2 separate regions of the Homo sapiens genome follow, and region 2 is linked to region 1. A link is a loop called in an ENCODE intact Hi-C map of the cell type or tissue named here. Cell type or tissue: A673. All regions are shown on one strand.

Evidence for each region. Peaks named below come from ENCODE experiments on the same cell type or tissue, not always from the same donor. Only the 100,000 strongest peaks of a DNase experiment are listed, where the experiment ranks them.
Region 2: it touches region 1 in a loop (3-fold over the local background); 2 of 110 quality-filtered maps call a loop at or near these places.

What each region holds. Positions count from the first base shown.
Region 1 is chr7:80,902,304-80,910,303 of GRCh38, reverse strand. All of the region lies in intron 2 of SEMA3C (semaphorin 3C), which reads left to right. Among named protein-coding and RNA genes, the nearest start is that of SEMA3C, 13 kb to the left of the region's middle. In A673, no CTCF peak of the experiment used is centred here; a DNase peak (open chromatin) is centred at 3,033; H3K27ac peaks cover 418 bases; H3K27me3 peaks cover 980 bases.
Region 2 is chr7:81,233,126-81,241,125 of GRCh38, reverse strand. No RefSeq gene overlaps it. Among named protein-coding and RNA genes, the nearest start is that of SEMA3C, 320 kb to the right of the region's middle. In A673, no CTCF peak of the experiment used is centred here; DNase peaks (open chromatin) are centred at 3,335, 3,985, 4,415, 4,865 and 2 weaker places; H3K4me3 peaks cover 377 bases; H3K27ac peaks cover 1,777 bases.

The DNA.
Region 1 (8,000 bases):
TAAGCTCTCAATAGGGATATGTTACTTCTGTAAAATGCTTTTTACTTTTCAAATAATTCCCTTATTATTTAATTTATTATAGAATGCCTATGAAGTAAATTGGCATGGAGGCTAAAGCTCTTGGTTAAGGTTCTACAGCTTAATGGTGGCATTGACAAGACTAGAAGACAAAATGGTATAAGAAGAGAAAAATTAATTATGAGCAGTGCTTGTATAGAATCAGAGATACCCTGCAAATGTATGTTACAAAATCTGCAGAAATGCAAGGCTATTAATATGAGTATTAACAACTTGCTTCATGATATTTCTTCTCCAAGTATGTACAACACTGTAGCTTTAACATACCTTACATTTTTAATTAACTGCTGATTTTCAGCAGTAATTTGAGGATCATTATATATCAGGCTTTAAATCTGTTCAACACCATATTTTAAGTGCCTCTCAATTCTCTTTGCGAAGATTGAGGCAATACATAAATAAGAATAATTTATATTTTCATTTATCTCTAATTCATGCAAATTAATGAACATACTAGTCTTGTCTTTCCTTCCCCAAGTTACTGCTCTTGTAATCAAGAGCTCGTTTGATGTGCTATGTACATCAGGATTCCATATTCCCCTTAGTCAATCCCTAGAATATTCCACTCTGCTCATTTATGTATTGCCTTAGAGTGAAAAATCCATTAAAGTAATCTTATGTTCTGGTTTGAACTGATGCCACTGAAAATGCTAAATATTCTTGCCTTACTCAACTTTAACGCTTGCTAGCATTTAAGATTCTTGATAATAAAAGTATAAAACATTCTACCTAATTAATTTCTAAATTACTACCTTAGTACAACTATTTTCTGATAAAAATGATCAGGTACCAGACTTTGAATTTTGAATACAAGATTGCTCTTATATTTAACCTTATTTGTAATATAATGGCTAATGTAAAGTCTCTAGTCTATATGGAATAGATAAACTCAGGGAGTTACAGCAATGTAATTTTACAGAAGATTTCTGTTCCTCAGAGAAGGGAGACAGAATGTTGATCCAGCAGAAAGAAAACCTTAACTCTATGTAGAATTAATAGCTCTGAAGAAGCAACTTCTAAATTATTTTAGGAAAAACTTATTTCCTTATAGATTTTGACTTTCTACAGATAGAATTAATTATGGAGAGAGGATATATATCTGAGTAAAAATAAATGCAGAACTCTCTCACACACACACATACACACACTCACATCGTCTATGAGTAAAATTACATTATATTTGAATACCGTTTTAGTCTTTCCTAAGTGTATACTCTCTTGTATATTCATATAACAAAAACTGTTCAGTCAGAAAAAAGCTGTTGTATTCCTGGTATCATTTTAAATGCATTATTTATATGTTTTCTTATTTTAAATTTATGAATAACCACAGATTTGTAATTATATAATTGGATCATTAGTTTGGTGAACACTTTATTACTTAAAACATTATTGTAACACTTATATAGTGACAGCTTTTAGTGCAAGCAAGCTGAGGACCAGGACAAGAAACTCTGGTGACTTGTGAATTTGAGCCCTGTCTCCCTCCCATTTTTCTGACAGCTGGTGATAGTGAGAACAAAATGAGTTGTTGAATAGCAACCCGCAAAAAGGAAGTAATCCATCCCTAGCACAGATAACGGGGATGTAAAGGGAGTCAATGGGGCACATAATATGTAAAGCATCAATAAGATAAGTACCTAAATTTGCTCTCTACGCCTGCTTTTCTTTTTTTCCAGCCAGCGAAGTCTTGCAACCCAAGTTGCTAGTGTTACTATAGTTAGCGTCAGTTGCCAAAGAGCGAGCAGAATCTCAATTATAGCATATGAAATGTAGTCTTTAATTATGTGCTTCAGTTTTCCAAAATCCTCATTTCACAAAAGTTAAATTAGAAAAGACCTTTTCTCTTTTGTAAATAGACATAACTTTGTACAAACTGTGTGAAGTACACCAAGCTGGCACTTCATTCATCGCTGAAATTTGATAGTGAACACAACGGGTCTGAAGATTTTAAGACAGCAGTAACAAAATTAGAAACTGAGAGTAAGGGGAGTTGAACGTCCTAGTATTCTTGCTTGACCTTCCTTGTAATTGAGTCAAGTAGAAATAATATATGTGATCACAGTTTATTTTAAATGATACAGACTATTACATGTGAAAAGACAATTCCAATGCAACTATAATTCTTAAGACAGGGATCTCTTGTTTAATGGAATTAGTGAGTAGTAGCAAAGTGGTTATAAAATTGGCTTGTATAAATATTATACAAATGATATTTTTCTATTGAATTTCGTTACATAATTAGAGTCCATGTGTAAACAAACTATTCAACAGCCTGAATTGAACAACTTTTAATAAAGAAACTTAACAGGATGATAAGGCATGCAGAAGTTTAGATATGGTATGGTGGATACGTTGGAGCCTTTTAAATAACATGTCTGCCCTTGTAGATAGATGTACGCTAGTTATCATAACTCAAGCAGAAGAAAAACCTTATGACTTAAATTACCCCTTGATTTGAAAAGAATTATCGAATAATTTAATTTGTGTCAGTTGCCAGTCAGAGCCCTAAGTATTCTCTAAACAGTCTAGTTCTGTATTCACAACTAAACATTATTACATACTAATGATGCAGTTAATAGGAAGAGATTGGAGTCTCATTGCCATTATATAGGAATCTGACATTAAATAGAACCACCCTTATAGATTGTTTATAAAAACAATCTTTCTGGCATCAAAAGCCTCCAACTTTGTTGGTCCATCCAGCCAGATTGTCGCTCCATAAATTCAGGCTCAAGGGCTTTTTCCTTTCTCCTGAACAGTAATGCTCAAAACATTCCAAGAGACCAGAACATTAAGCAGGAATAAAACAATGAGTGTATTATCATCACCAAAAGAGCATTTTGAATTTTATTAGAAGAAACCAATTAAGATGTTATTTTCAAGCAGAGGGCTTGGCATGGCTTCAGAAAGTTACTTTCCGGAGTCGGGCAGGGGTTTAGCTGGCACAGAGAGCGGATCTTTAGCTTAGAGTTTTGACAGCTTTAATGCACATGCAACTGGAATTTTTTTTCTTTAAGCTGATTCTTTTAAAAGCCATGCTTCCTGCCACTGTTTCACATAATTGCATCAATTCCATTTTCCATTAGTAGTCAAAACCTGCTGATGTGACTGGAGTTTTAAAACTTTTGTGTAAAAATCTAATTATGTACATTTTTTCAGAGGAAACTGATAATGAATATGAACTATGCAGCTGTATTTTCTATTTTGATATCTAAAGTACAGTAAGCAAAGGGTTCTATATGCTAGTATTATAACCTTTGGTTATTCATTTAATTATATTGACAACAGTGGTATAATCAATTTTCTATGATAGAAGAAAAAGCATTCAGTAAGCTTTACTTTGTGGAAGAAAAAGCAGCCCCTACCGCTTGGCTACAGAATAATGAAATATTCTGGTTTTAGGTGAAAGGAAATGCTTGCCTCTCCCCTTATATCTATAGTATTCCTTTTATAATGTTTTTATTTTCAACAGCTTGTCTGCATAGAATATTTTATAATGATCTACACTGGTATATTTCTTCTGACATCTACCTTCTACTCTTCTGATAATGTATTCAACACTTTTAATACGCATAATTATATGTAGACATTTCAGATACTACACTAGAGACTTATAAAATATACTATCTAGCAATTGATCTCTTGTATTTGTTTTCCTTTCTTCCCTCTCTTTTTTTTCTCTTCTTTTTTACTGACATGAGAAAAAGATGATCAAGCTTAGTCTGGAATTATTCATGAAATGGTGAAAGCTTCAGAGCCCAGGTGCTGATGGAATGTGTAGCAGGAATGTAGTTAAAGGTGGCCGAGAGTTAAGATGTGTCATTTATTTGTGCTATGGAGATGAAATTCAGTGCCATGAGCACTTAGATGAAATTACCTCTGCAATAACCATCTTCGGTTTCCAAATTTTACAATATTTGATAGTAAAGCATAGTTGCAACCTTTTCTAATATTGCTTCTGGGTAAAAAGAATATTAGATTTTTAATAACTAAAGATAAATTTGCTGAGGTCCCTTAATAGCATAGACATTTTTCAAGATACATACGTATCTGTATGAAGTTCCAACAATAGAAATTTTGTTCATCTTCCAGTGGAAGCAGGAAAATCTAGTTAGAATTGATTGTTGGTGAATTATGGATCGATAAGAGAAAAAAAGCTTTTAGGCCCTTTTGTAAAGCTTGTTATGTCCATCTGTCTCTCCTTCTTTTGCTCTCTACTCACCCAGCTTCCTTACAAAGAGGTTTTATTATTCAGTTAAAAAAAAAACAAAACAAAATTACATTCAATTCCATGACTCTTTTCCAGAGCCTACCTTGTACAATGCTGTGTGCTACATCTGTGGGTACAAAAAGAAGTGTGGCGTGAATTTGGTCCTCAGCAACCACCTACTCTAGTAAGTGGCATAAGCCAACCATGTAAATATTACACCAGGCAAACCCTGCTGCATACCATAAAAGAAGCATAGACACCTCACAGAAGGTGACATTTTAAAAGCAAAAATTATCTTAAACTAGTTTAGAGCATCAGCTTTAAACCCATTGTAGGCATTAATCATTTTGCTAGCAGGGATTAGCTTTATCATAGTTACAAACTGAATGGAGAGGGGAATTAAGCTGGAATGCCCGGGATGAGCTTATTGCACTTACACTTATTGCAGGAGTCTCCCGGCCTCTGGGGCAAAATGCTTTTGCTGATTTTGTTTTCTTTACCTCCAAATTCCCAACAGTGCCTGTAACTGTGCAGAGTCATTATGACTGCCTGACTGATAACTGACAAACAGGCTGACTTCTAATCGTCAAATTAAATCCAACTGCCCTGAGCATTTAAAATCCTAAACTGTCTGTGGTGGTGGTAGGGGTCTTGGTGTCTCTCTCTCTCTCTCTCTCCACCCCTCCCCCTCTCTCCCCCTCTCTCCCCCTCTCTCCCCCTCTCTCCCCCTCTCTCCCCCTCTCTCTCCCTCTCTCTCCCTATCTCTCCCTCTCTCTCCCTCTCTCTCCCTGTCTCTCCCTACCTCCCTCTTCCCACCTCCTCAAAAAAAAAAAAAAATGGCCATAATTGAGGGTTGCAGCAAAGGCATGAAAGAGGCTATTTTAAATATCAGGAGTTCAAAACAACATTACCTCAAGAAATGTCTTTCTTGACAGATTTCATACCCAGAGTTCAAAAGCTTTTTTTTTTCTCTGTGCTTTCATTTTCATCAGCAGTTTGCCACCCTATTATAGGGCCACAAGGCTTGAAGTTAGAAAGTTAGCGCTAAGATTCTGAAAATTCAGGAAAAAGAAACTGTAATTCTGAATTTTTGGAATGACTGGTAAGGTTAAACCTGAGACCCTAGGGCAGTGATTCTCAACCTTGGCTGTACGTTACCTAGAAGCTTTAAAAAATGCTGATGCCAAGGCCACACCCCAGACCAATTCAGTCACTATCTCTAGGGATGACACTAGTGTTGTAAAACTGTCCAGGTGACTTTAACCTACTGCCATATTTAGAAACCACTTCCCCCAATCCCTAAAATGCAGTTTCTGTTACACAACATGAAAGTGTCAGGGAACTCCTTTTAATAATAAAAGAGAACACTATTCAATCTAGTGTTCTAGCAGTTTTCAGGCTGCAATCGTTACTAAAAATTAAAGTTTAGCCCCCTTACTCAACAGTTGAGATTCTCAAAGCCAGGTAAATCATCATCAGTGTAGTGGTAACGCAGTTTGAGTGGCTACAACCCATTAAGAGTGAACAAATACCCTTCACTTACTCTGTGTGGAATGTGAAGATCCATTTCAAAGCCATGATTTAGAAAATTGTGTTCTATTTTCTATATCCTTTGTATTTTGAAACATAATGACATATCTGTAAGAATCTCAACAACATGAAAAGGTATTTAGGCCAGGTGTGACGGCTCATGCCTGTAATCCCAGCACTTTGGAGAGCTGAGGTGGGTGGATCACTTGAGGCCAGGAGTTCGAGACCAACCTGGCCAACATGGTGAAATCTAGTCTCTACTAAAATTACAAAAATTAGCCAGGCATGGTGGTGCACGGCTGTAGTCCCAGCTACTGGAGAGGCTGAGGCATGAGAATCACTTGAACCTAGGAGGTGGAGGTTGCAGTGAGCCGAGATCTTGCTACTGCACTCTAGCCTGGACAACAGAGCACAACTCTGTCTCAAATAAAATAAAATTAAATAGGCCTTTAGGTTACATCATCAGGCCTAACATATAGGGGATTAAATACAGGTTTGTGCAATAGATGCCCTCTGTGTCTAATGGTGGGATAATAGACTTTCTAAAAGATGAAGAAGCTATAGTGGTGGTAGGGGTAGGGGAGTGGAAGTAGAAGATAGGGAAGGCTTCCTGTCACTCACAAAAATATGTCACTTGTGGAAGTGGGAACAGGTTCTGGCTCTTTACATTTGTTTCCTTGTATATCATTTTTTTTAGCCTTTTAAATGATGTGTGATACGTAGTAGATACTTAACACACTAATGTACTGCATAATGATGTTTCCATTGAGAAGGACCACATGTATTATGGTAGTCTCATAAGATTTATTTTTAATTTTTTTGAGACAGAGTCTTGCTCTGTCACCCAGGCTGGAGTGCAGTGGCGTGATCTCAGCTCACTGCAACCTTTGCCTCCTGGGTTCAAGTGATTCTCCTGTCTCAGCCTCCTGAGTAGCTGGAAATATAGGCATGTGCCACCATGCCTGGCTAGTGCTTGTATTTTTAGTAGAGACGGGGGTTTCACCATGTTGGCCAGGCTGGTCCTGAACTCCTGACCTCAGGTGATCTGCCTGCCTCAGCCTCCCAAAGTGCTGGGATTACAGGCGTGAGCCATTGTGCCTGGCCCCATAAGATTATTATACTACATTTTTACTGTACCTTTTCTATGTTTAGATATGTTTGGATACACAAATGCCATTGTGTTACAGTTACCTACAGAATTTTGTACAGTAACGTGCTGTACAGGTTTGTACTGAGGAGCAGTAGGCTATAGCATATAGCCTAGGTGTGTAGTAAGAGATCCACCTAGGTTGGTATAAGTTAAATATATGATGTTCGCACAATGACAAAATTGCCTAATGACTCAGAACATACCTTCATTGTTAAGGGATGCGTGACTGCAAATACTTGAAAGTGAAAGAATGAATGAATTTTATCTGCATTAGGAGGGATGGGCAGAGGTAGAGCAGAAAGAACCAAAATAGTGGATCAAACCCTGTCAGGGCTCTCAGTTCCAGGATCATAAGGTGCCAGTAATTCAGCGGGCTTATGCTCTTACCGTTCTTCTTAGCACATAATCTTGGCTTAGGTCTCTGCCCTTTGTACTATAATCCTGCTGTTTTCACGTAGGCAGAAAAGCCATGGGCTAATGGCTGGCAGTTCTGTTTTGGTATACTCAACAACACACAAGGAAAAGTGTAAATACCCATGGGCCTCTAGAAATAAACCTGGGATTTCATTGAGGAATAGTGGAAACTTCACTGGAGCCTGGAAATGGGAACAAGACTGCCCCTGCTATTATGAGTTACAAATCATATATTATTTTAGTGTGATGTTGTGATATCATGACGACATGTGTTTTGGTTTTAAATGAATCATTGATGTTAGTTAGTCTTAAATACATGGATAGTTGAAAAATTGGACCATGGAAATTTATAGTTGTTTATGTGATCAATTTAATATTTGTGCTTTTTCCGGAACATAATTTTTCTTTAGCTATATGAGAGATTAACTTTGTTTTAATATGCACAGTTAGATGCTTTCATTTGCTTATAAACATAGCTACATATTTACAATTGAAAAAATTTGTAGGGAAAAAACTGTGTAACTGATAGGAGGTAGAAATAAGAAGTCTTATGGACAGGTCAGTAATAAACAGAACACAAATTGAGTACTTAGGGACTATGAAAATTGTCAGTGT
Region 2 (8,000 bases), 330 kb before region 1:
TATCTGAATTTTATAGGCCTACTTCATAGTAGTTTTGGGTAAATTAAGCTTATACAATTTAATAGTGAGTGTCTTCCACCAGAGCTTTCTTGGCAGAACTCATGGCTCATTCCCCAAATTCTATTTTTTTTTTTTTTTTTTTTTGAGACAGAGTCTCGCTCTGTCGCCCGGGCTGGAGTGCAATGGCGCAATCTCGGCTCACTGCAACCTCTGCCTCAAGGATGAAGCGATTCTCTGATTCTCCTGCCTCAGCCTCCCATGTAGCTGGGACTACAGGCACGTGCCACCACTTCTGGCTAATTTTTGTATTTTTAGTAGAGATGGGGTTTCACCATATTGGCCAGGGTGATCTCAAACTCCTGACCTCGTGATCCGCCCGCCTTGGCCTCCCAAAGTGCTGGGATTACAGGCATGAGCCACTGCACCCAGCCCATTCCCCAAATTCTTACTGCTACTGTGAAATTCTCCTTTGGCATAAAGGTGGTCTTGTTTAAATGATATGGAAAGCACCTTCACAAGCTTCTGTGCTGGAATCACCATCATCTTCCCTTTTTAAAGATTACCTCCAAGGACTATTATTAAGAGAAATATTTGTGTTTGTGTCTACGTAGCTAAATATGTGTGTATGTGTTAAAATCAGAGTCAGCCAGCTGCTTCCTATAGTGACAGAGACCTGAGTACTTTGCAGTCTAGGAATGGATCTCCTGTATCTTCAAAAGCAATGGTTTTCAAATGTAAGTGTAGAGAAGGTTGGGAGCCCATTGGTGGGTCATAAACCTAATTTAGTGAGTCCTAATTACATGTTTTAAGTAACCTAGAAAGGAAATGAGGAAAAAAGAGAGAAGTAAAAATATAAGAATACATGGACATGTAGTAAGAAAATATTTTCATAAAACTTCTTCAAATTGTGTTTGCATGTGCACATATAAACAATTGCATATTTGGGTACGAATTGGGCTGTGACATGACATGTATTAAAGAATGTGGGACATCCCTCAAAAATACTTTAAGAACACTGTTCTAAGGGACCACTTTAGTCATCTTTTTATGTGTGCATAAATAGGAAAAGGCATTTATTATTCTAGAATTAGTAATAGAATCTCTTTACTTCGTCTCTGTTCTTACATGCAGAGCCCTAGAAAAGGAGGTAGGCCCAAGGCCATGTTGCACAATGTCATTCTTCTGTACAGAATGTGACAAAACTCTGAATTTTGTTTCCTAAATTTGGGGTGAGTTCAAGCCCAGTGATAAGGAAGAATAAGAAAGTATAATAAAATACAAAAACTAAAATTAATTGAAGAAAGAAGAATAGAGACTGGAGCCTGGTAGACTGAGTTCAAAAAGACAAGAAAAAAGAAAAAGACCTTAGAGTTTAGAGGATAAGTTGTCTTGACATCACAGGTGATTGATGTTAGTAGTCTCTTTGGCCCCACCACTCTTTTGTATATTTGTTTTTTCAATAGACATTTATTTAGTGCATAATTTCTGCCCGGGTATATATTCACAATGCTATTCACATTGATGAGTGATGCAGATATAATCACTGTTTATATAGAGGTTTTCTCAGTTCATTTTGTGATGGTATAACTGAATACCAAAGACTGGGTAATTTATAAAGAACAGAAGGTTATTTGGCTCACCATTCTGCAGGCTGGGAGATTCATGAGCATGGTACCAGCATCTAGCAAGGGCTATCCCATGGCACAAGGTATCACATGGTGAGACAGAGAAAGAAAATGCGGGCCAAACTTATCCTTTTATCTGGAGCTCACTCTGGAGATAATGGCATTAATCCATTCATTAAGATGGAGCTCTCATGATTCTCATGAATCACCTCTTAAATGTCCCTCTTCTTGATACTATCACAATGTCGATTAAATTTCAACATGTGTTTTGGAGGCGACATTCAAATCATGACAGAGGATATTTTAGTATGGAGGATATAGACACTGAACAACTTAAAAAGCAAATAATAACAATAGTGTGAAACAAAACAACATAAAAGAATAGTGAGAGCAATGGATGTTATATTGGCAATCATGCCTGGCTGTAATGCAGAGTAATTTTTAAGCCAAATATTTGAAATATATTAAATCAACCATAAAAAGAAAAAAAAAGTTTGGAAAAAGGGACATTGCTTCAGGTAGAGGTGAATACATTAGCAAAGGGTTTGAAATGACAAGACTAATAACATAAGAGAATTAAAATGAGACATATGTGGCTAGAACTTAGTGCAAGAGGAAAGAAGGCATGGAAGTTGACAGTGGCTAGGCCATGCATTCAATTAAGTATTTATTAAGCTCTTACTTAATGCCAGGCATTGTTCTAAGTGTAAGTACAGCAGTGAGCCAAAAGAACAAGTCCTTTAGGTTATTGTGACAGAGATGAATATAAAATAAACAATATTAAAATTGAATTGTAACATCAGAGAATAAGAATTGCATTTAAGGAAGTAAAGCAGGTTCCGAAGATAGAGAACGACAGGATTTTACTTAAGAAACATTGTTTGGAGGCTGGGCAAAGTGGCTCATGCCTGTAATCCCAACACTTTGGGAGGTTGAGGCAGGTAGATTGCTTGAGCCCAGGAATTCAAGACCAGCCTGGGCAACAGACTTCATCTCTATAAAACATCTTAAAAAATTAACTGGGTGTGGTGGTATATACCTGTGGCAGGGCTGCAGTGAGCTGTGATTATGCCACTGAACTTCAGCCTGAGTGACATAGACCCTGTCTCAAAATAAAGAAAAACTAAACATTGTTTGGGACAGTCCACTTTGAGGAGGTAATGTTTAAAGAGAAGTAAACTGAGAGAATTATCCATCTAAATGACTATGAAAAGAGATTTCAGGATAGAAGATATAGTGTGTGCAAATGAAATAAGGTAAGAACAGTCTCTCTTGAGAGGCAACAAAAAGGCTAGTGTGGCTGGAATTTAAGAGATAGCCATTGCCAAGTCACTAATAGTCTTATAGGCCATAGCAATTATTTTTATTATAATTTCAACATGTTGAAATTCCATGGGATGGTTTTAAATGAGAGAGTGAAATAATCTATATTCTAAAACGATCACTTGAGGTCATACTTGACAATGGAATGAAAGTAAACGCATGGTCCAGCCAAGAAATGATGGCAGTTAAGACCATGGTGATAGCATGAAGAGTGAAATGAGTGGTCAGATTTTAGATGCATGGATTTTAGATGCAGAGGGAATATAATTTTGTAGTATATTGTTAATAATAATGAGTATGAGAGGTAAAGTAGTTGATATCAAGCTGATAAATTACATACTTGAGAAACAGACAGTGAGAGAGAGAGAGAGAAAGGAAGGAAGGAAGGAAGGTAGGAAGGATGGAGGGAGGGAGGGAAGGAAGGAGGGAAGGAGGGAGGGAAGGAAGGAAGGAAGGAAGGAAGGAAGGAAGGAAGGAAGGAAGGAAGGAAGGAAGGAAAGGGAAGGGAAGGGAGGGAAGGGAAGGGAAGGGAAGGTAAGGGAAGGGAAGGAAGGGAAGGGAAGGGAAGAAGGAAGGAAGGAAGGAAGGAAGGAAGGAAGGAAGGAAGGAAGGAAGGAAGGAGGGAAGGAAAGAAGGAAGGAAGGAAGGAAGGGGTTTAGGTTAGAAAAATGGGAGGTTTGGGCCGGGTGCAGTAGCTCACGCCTGTAATCTCAGCACTTTGGGAGGCCAAGGTGGGCAGATCACCTGAGGTCAGGAGTTGCAGACCAGACTGGCCAACATGGTGAAACACCATCTTTATTTAAAAATACAAAAAACTTAGTTAGGCATGGTGGCGCATGCCTGTAATCCCAGCTATTCAGGAGGCTGAGGCATGAGAATCACTTGAACCTAGGAGGCGGAGGTTGCAGTGATCTGAGATCACGCCACTGCAGTCCAGCCTGAGTGACAGAGCAAGACTCCGCCTAAGATGCCAAAGGGAAAAGCTGAGCAGTGATTGGAACATGGTTCAGGAGTTCAGAGAAGAGGTGAATCCTGGAGCTATTAAATTTGAATTGCATAGATAGGACTGAACTGACAAAAGTTAGTGAAAAGAAGACTAATTAGGTATGATCCCAGTGGGGAGGTTGGGGAGGATGAAGAGGCTTTGATGAAGAAGTGTGAGAAGGAGCAGCCAATATAGTCATTGGAAAATCAGAAGAACATGAAGAAAGGCTTTGGGAAAGTAGAAATGATTAGCTAAGAAGCCACATAAGTTAGGTGTGAATTATCCATTAGATTTGGGAAAGTAGAAGTCAGTGATAGGAAAACAAATCTCATTATGTATTGCTTTTTTCGAATCAAGAGTTTTATTACGAATGGACTCAGGGAGAAAGTGAAAAAAAAGGGTATCAAATGTTTGCTGACTCATAAGCAAAGTCAAGCCACTTAACTATGAATAAGATTAGAGAAAGTCAGTGGTGTAGATTGCTAATTAACTATTATAACTTCCTGTAACAAACATATTTACACTCTAAATGAGTTAAATTATTTTTATAGGACATATTTTAACAAAAGTCATTTCCTGTCACAAACCTCTACAAACCTTAGCAGTTTTAAAGTTTACATTCACAGTCTTTGGAAACAATAAAGTAACCCTTTTAGCATTACTTGAGAGTTCTTAGCAAATACACTTAGACACAACTCTATGAAATTAGGCAGAGAAAATATAAATTTAAATTAAATTTTATGAAAAATACATGTATGTGATGACTTGAAAACATTTTTTCTTATGTAATCATACCCGTTATATAGGCTAAGTAACAGCACTGTCTTCTCCAAGCGTCTCGGTTAAGATCCTTCAAATTCTATTCGAGGTTTCTGATAAATGTTAATTGAAGTCTCTTGTCTGTGGCTTCAAGTCCAATTTTTAGTCAAGGATGAATTAGTATTGCAGAAGTTATAAAACTCTTTTTCTACATTAGGAAATTTGCCAAGAGAAGTTTCCTTAGAGCAGTGCAAACAAGAGCTTAATTGGAAAAGGATCAAAAGGAATGGGGGGAGAAGAGGAGGTAGAGTCAATGATTACAGACATCTTTTGAAGAGTTTTGCTTTCAAGAGGAACAAAGGAAATGTGGGATCAAGGAAGTTTTTTGTTGTTTTTGATTTTGCTTTTTCAGATGGAAATACGACAACATGTTAATGGAAATGATTATGTAGATGGAGAACACTGATATAAGACAGAGTGGTTAAGTGGGAAAAAGTCCTTGATTAGATGAGACAGCATGGGTTCCAATGGGGAAAGTGGAAGGTGTGGATTTAACCTTAGCATAGAAAGAGCAGATATAACCTTTGATCAGATGAGACTTTGTAGAGCAGGATAAGGAGTTTGAATTTCATGGACCAGAAATCAGGATGAATGTTAAAAACTGATCAGAAAGTGTGATGTCAGTTTTGGAAAATTAAGTTACTGTGTAGCTTCTGATAATCACAAGTTCCAGAAGCTAACAACCAGGGGAGTGATTGTGAGACAGAGCACAAGAAAATGCCATCTGCAATGAGAAAGTAAAGAAAATCAAAGGTCAGGTGTTGAATGAGACAGTCACATAGAGGCTGATATTACCAAGAATAATGACATGCTTAGGGGAAGACATTATGTTTATAATACAAAAGCTTACTGAGTGAAATAAGAATGAGAATTGGTAGGTGACATAAATAGGAAGATTGAGAGCTTAAGAGGGTAACATATCAACCACAATCTGATGGGAATGTTTCAAGTTGGAGTATATTAATATTATTGTTATGAAGGACTCCTCCTAGCTCAGAGGTCAAGTGTTGATCTTAGAGAAACAAAATCCAGAACACGGCAGTGTCAAACAGTTGTAGTCCTGGCGGGCAGGTGGGAGCACCTCTGCAACCCTAGTCAGAGATCTGGAATGGCAGGGGCATTGCTCATAAATGGAACAGAGTCTCTAGTAACTTCTAACATCAAGTTTCAACAGTTAATAAGCATGACAATGAGAATTAAGTTTGTGATAGACCACCTGTGGATGGGCAAAGCTGTGGAAATATTTGGAGTGAAAGGAAACCACAACAGAAACACACTTTCTTTCTTTTTTTTCTTTATCACAAGGTCTGGCTGTATCATCCAGACTTGAGAGCAGTGTTGCAATCTTGGCTCACTGCAACCTCTGCCTCCCTGGTTCAAGTGATTCTCATGCTTCAGCCTCCTGAACAGCTGGAGTTACAGGCATGTGCCACCATGCCCAGATACTTTTTGTATTTTTAGTAGAGACGATGTTTTGACATGTTGACCAGGGTGGTCTCAAACTCCTGGCCTCAAGTGATCTGCTCACCTTGGCCTCCCAAAGTGCTGGGATTACAGCTGTGAGCCACCTCGCCCAGCCCACACTTTCTTAATAGCTCACACTTTCTTAATAGAGCAAATGAGATCTTTAGTTATTAATTGATCTAAATAAATGAGATGAGGCAGAATTTCTACTCTAATTTTTTATAGCTTGTCAAAATTCTTATGTATAGATATGCACATATATATTTACTACCTAAAACATTTTACAAGGATCAATAATCCTGATGGGTACATGCCTCTGTCAGAACAGAAGCATTTTAATATTGTGCTAAGTAAAATGATTGAGTACTCATTTCATTACCTGTCACAGCATTTATTATTATTTTTATCAATTTATCTTAAGCACAGATATATACCAATAGATGCTTCCAATTTCTTACTTAAGGGCCAGGGGATTACTTATTTCAATTTAGGCCATTTGTTACTAAGAATATTTGTCATTTGTACTTTCTCTTTATACAGCTTAGGAAAAATACTTATGCATCCTCTATGAGCTGCTGTTCTAAATTCCAGAAAGCAACTACTTTTTATGCTGGATTTTGACATGCATTTCCCTCATTCTTCACTTTAGAATATTTTACTATTTTTAATAAGTAACATAGCCTCATATTCACTGAGTGATATAATTAAATTTAAAATATGCCTTTCTCCCCTTATTGGAGGAACAATACTATTAATTGCACTGACCTCTAACATGAGATTTTAAAACTGATTTCATATCAGTTATGGACAACTGTAAGGTAGATGCAACCATTCATCTTCAGGAGAACTTTATGTGATGATCTTCACCACTTTGTTCAGCATCATCTCCTTGATGACAAGATGACAACAGTGTCTACTAAGAGTACAGAATTATGAGAATCTTTGGATTTGATTCATTCCTTTAGGAAGCAAATTTTGTCTCTAAAAGCATATAAAGGTTGGCTTTTACATTTTCTTCTACTTGTGTAATTGTTAAGTTATAAACTCATTGATGGTAGCAGCAGCCCTTCCGGAGCAGCCGCTGGGAGGAATCCAGCTGCTGCAGGGGAGGCATGGCCAGACTCCATGGAGCCTGTGGGCTGGGAACAGATGATCCAGCAGGAGCCCCACGCCCCAAAGAGTTGGCAGGGTGGAGCCTGTGCTCCTGGGTGCAAATGCAGCCCAGCCACCATGGCAGCTGCCAAGCCATGGCTCCAGATCCGGGCATCCCTGTGCTCTCAGGGGCCCGAGAAGCCCCCTACCCCCACAGGCTCAGAAGTGCCTGCTCCCACTCCTTGGCCTCTCCCCACTCCACAGCAAAGCAAAGCTGTGGTCACGTCCCAATAGCTGAGCCTGGGTGCTGGCATGACCCGGCTGGGTGTGTGCATGCTTGGGGTGGTGCTGACACACCAACCCCCAGCTGCCTCAGTCTGCTCTGGAAACTGCTTCTGAGACTGAAACTTTGGTTACTGACGAGCACGGGAGGGAGGCCAGGGGGCTGAGGGTGGCTCGGCTCAGGCCTGTGGGTGCCCCTTGGCATGGACAGCCTGAATGCCATGGACAGCGTGTTGATGGCAGCAGGAGGCAGACAGGTTCTAGGCAGGAAAGGGTGGGTCCCTGTTGAAACCCCACCTTCAAGCCAGGGACAGCCTGAAGCCTGGGGAACTTTACCAAGTTCCAGGTGAAGTCTGACACCCAGAGTGACCACTTCTTTGATGCCTTTTAGCCAATCAAGTGATGCTTTT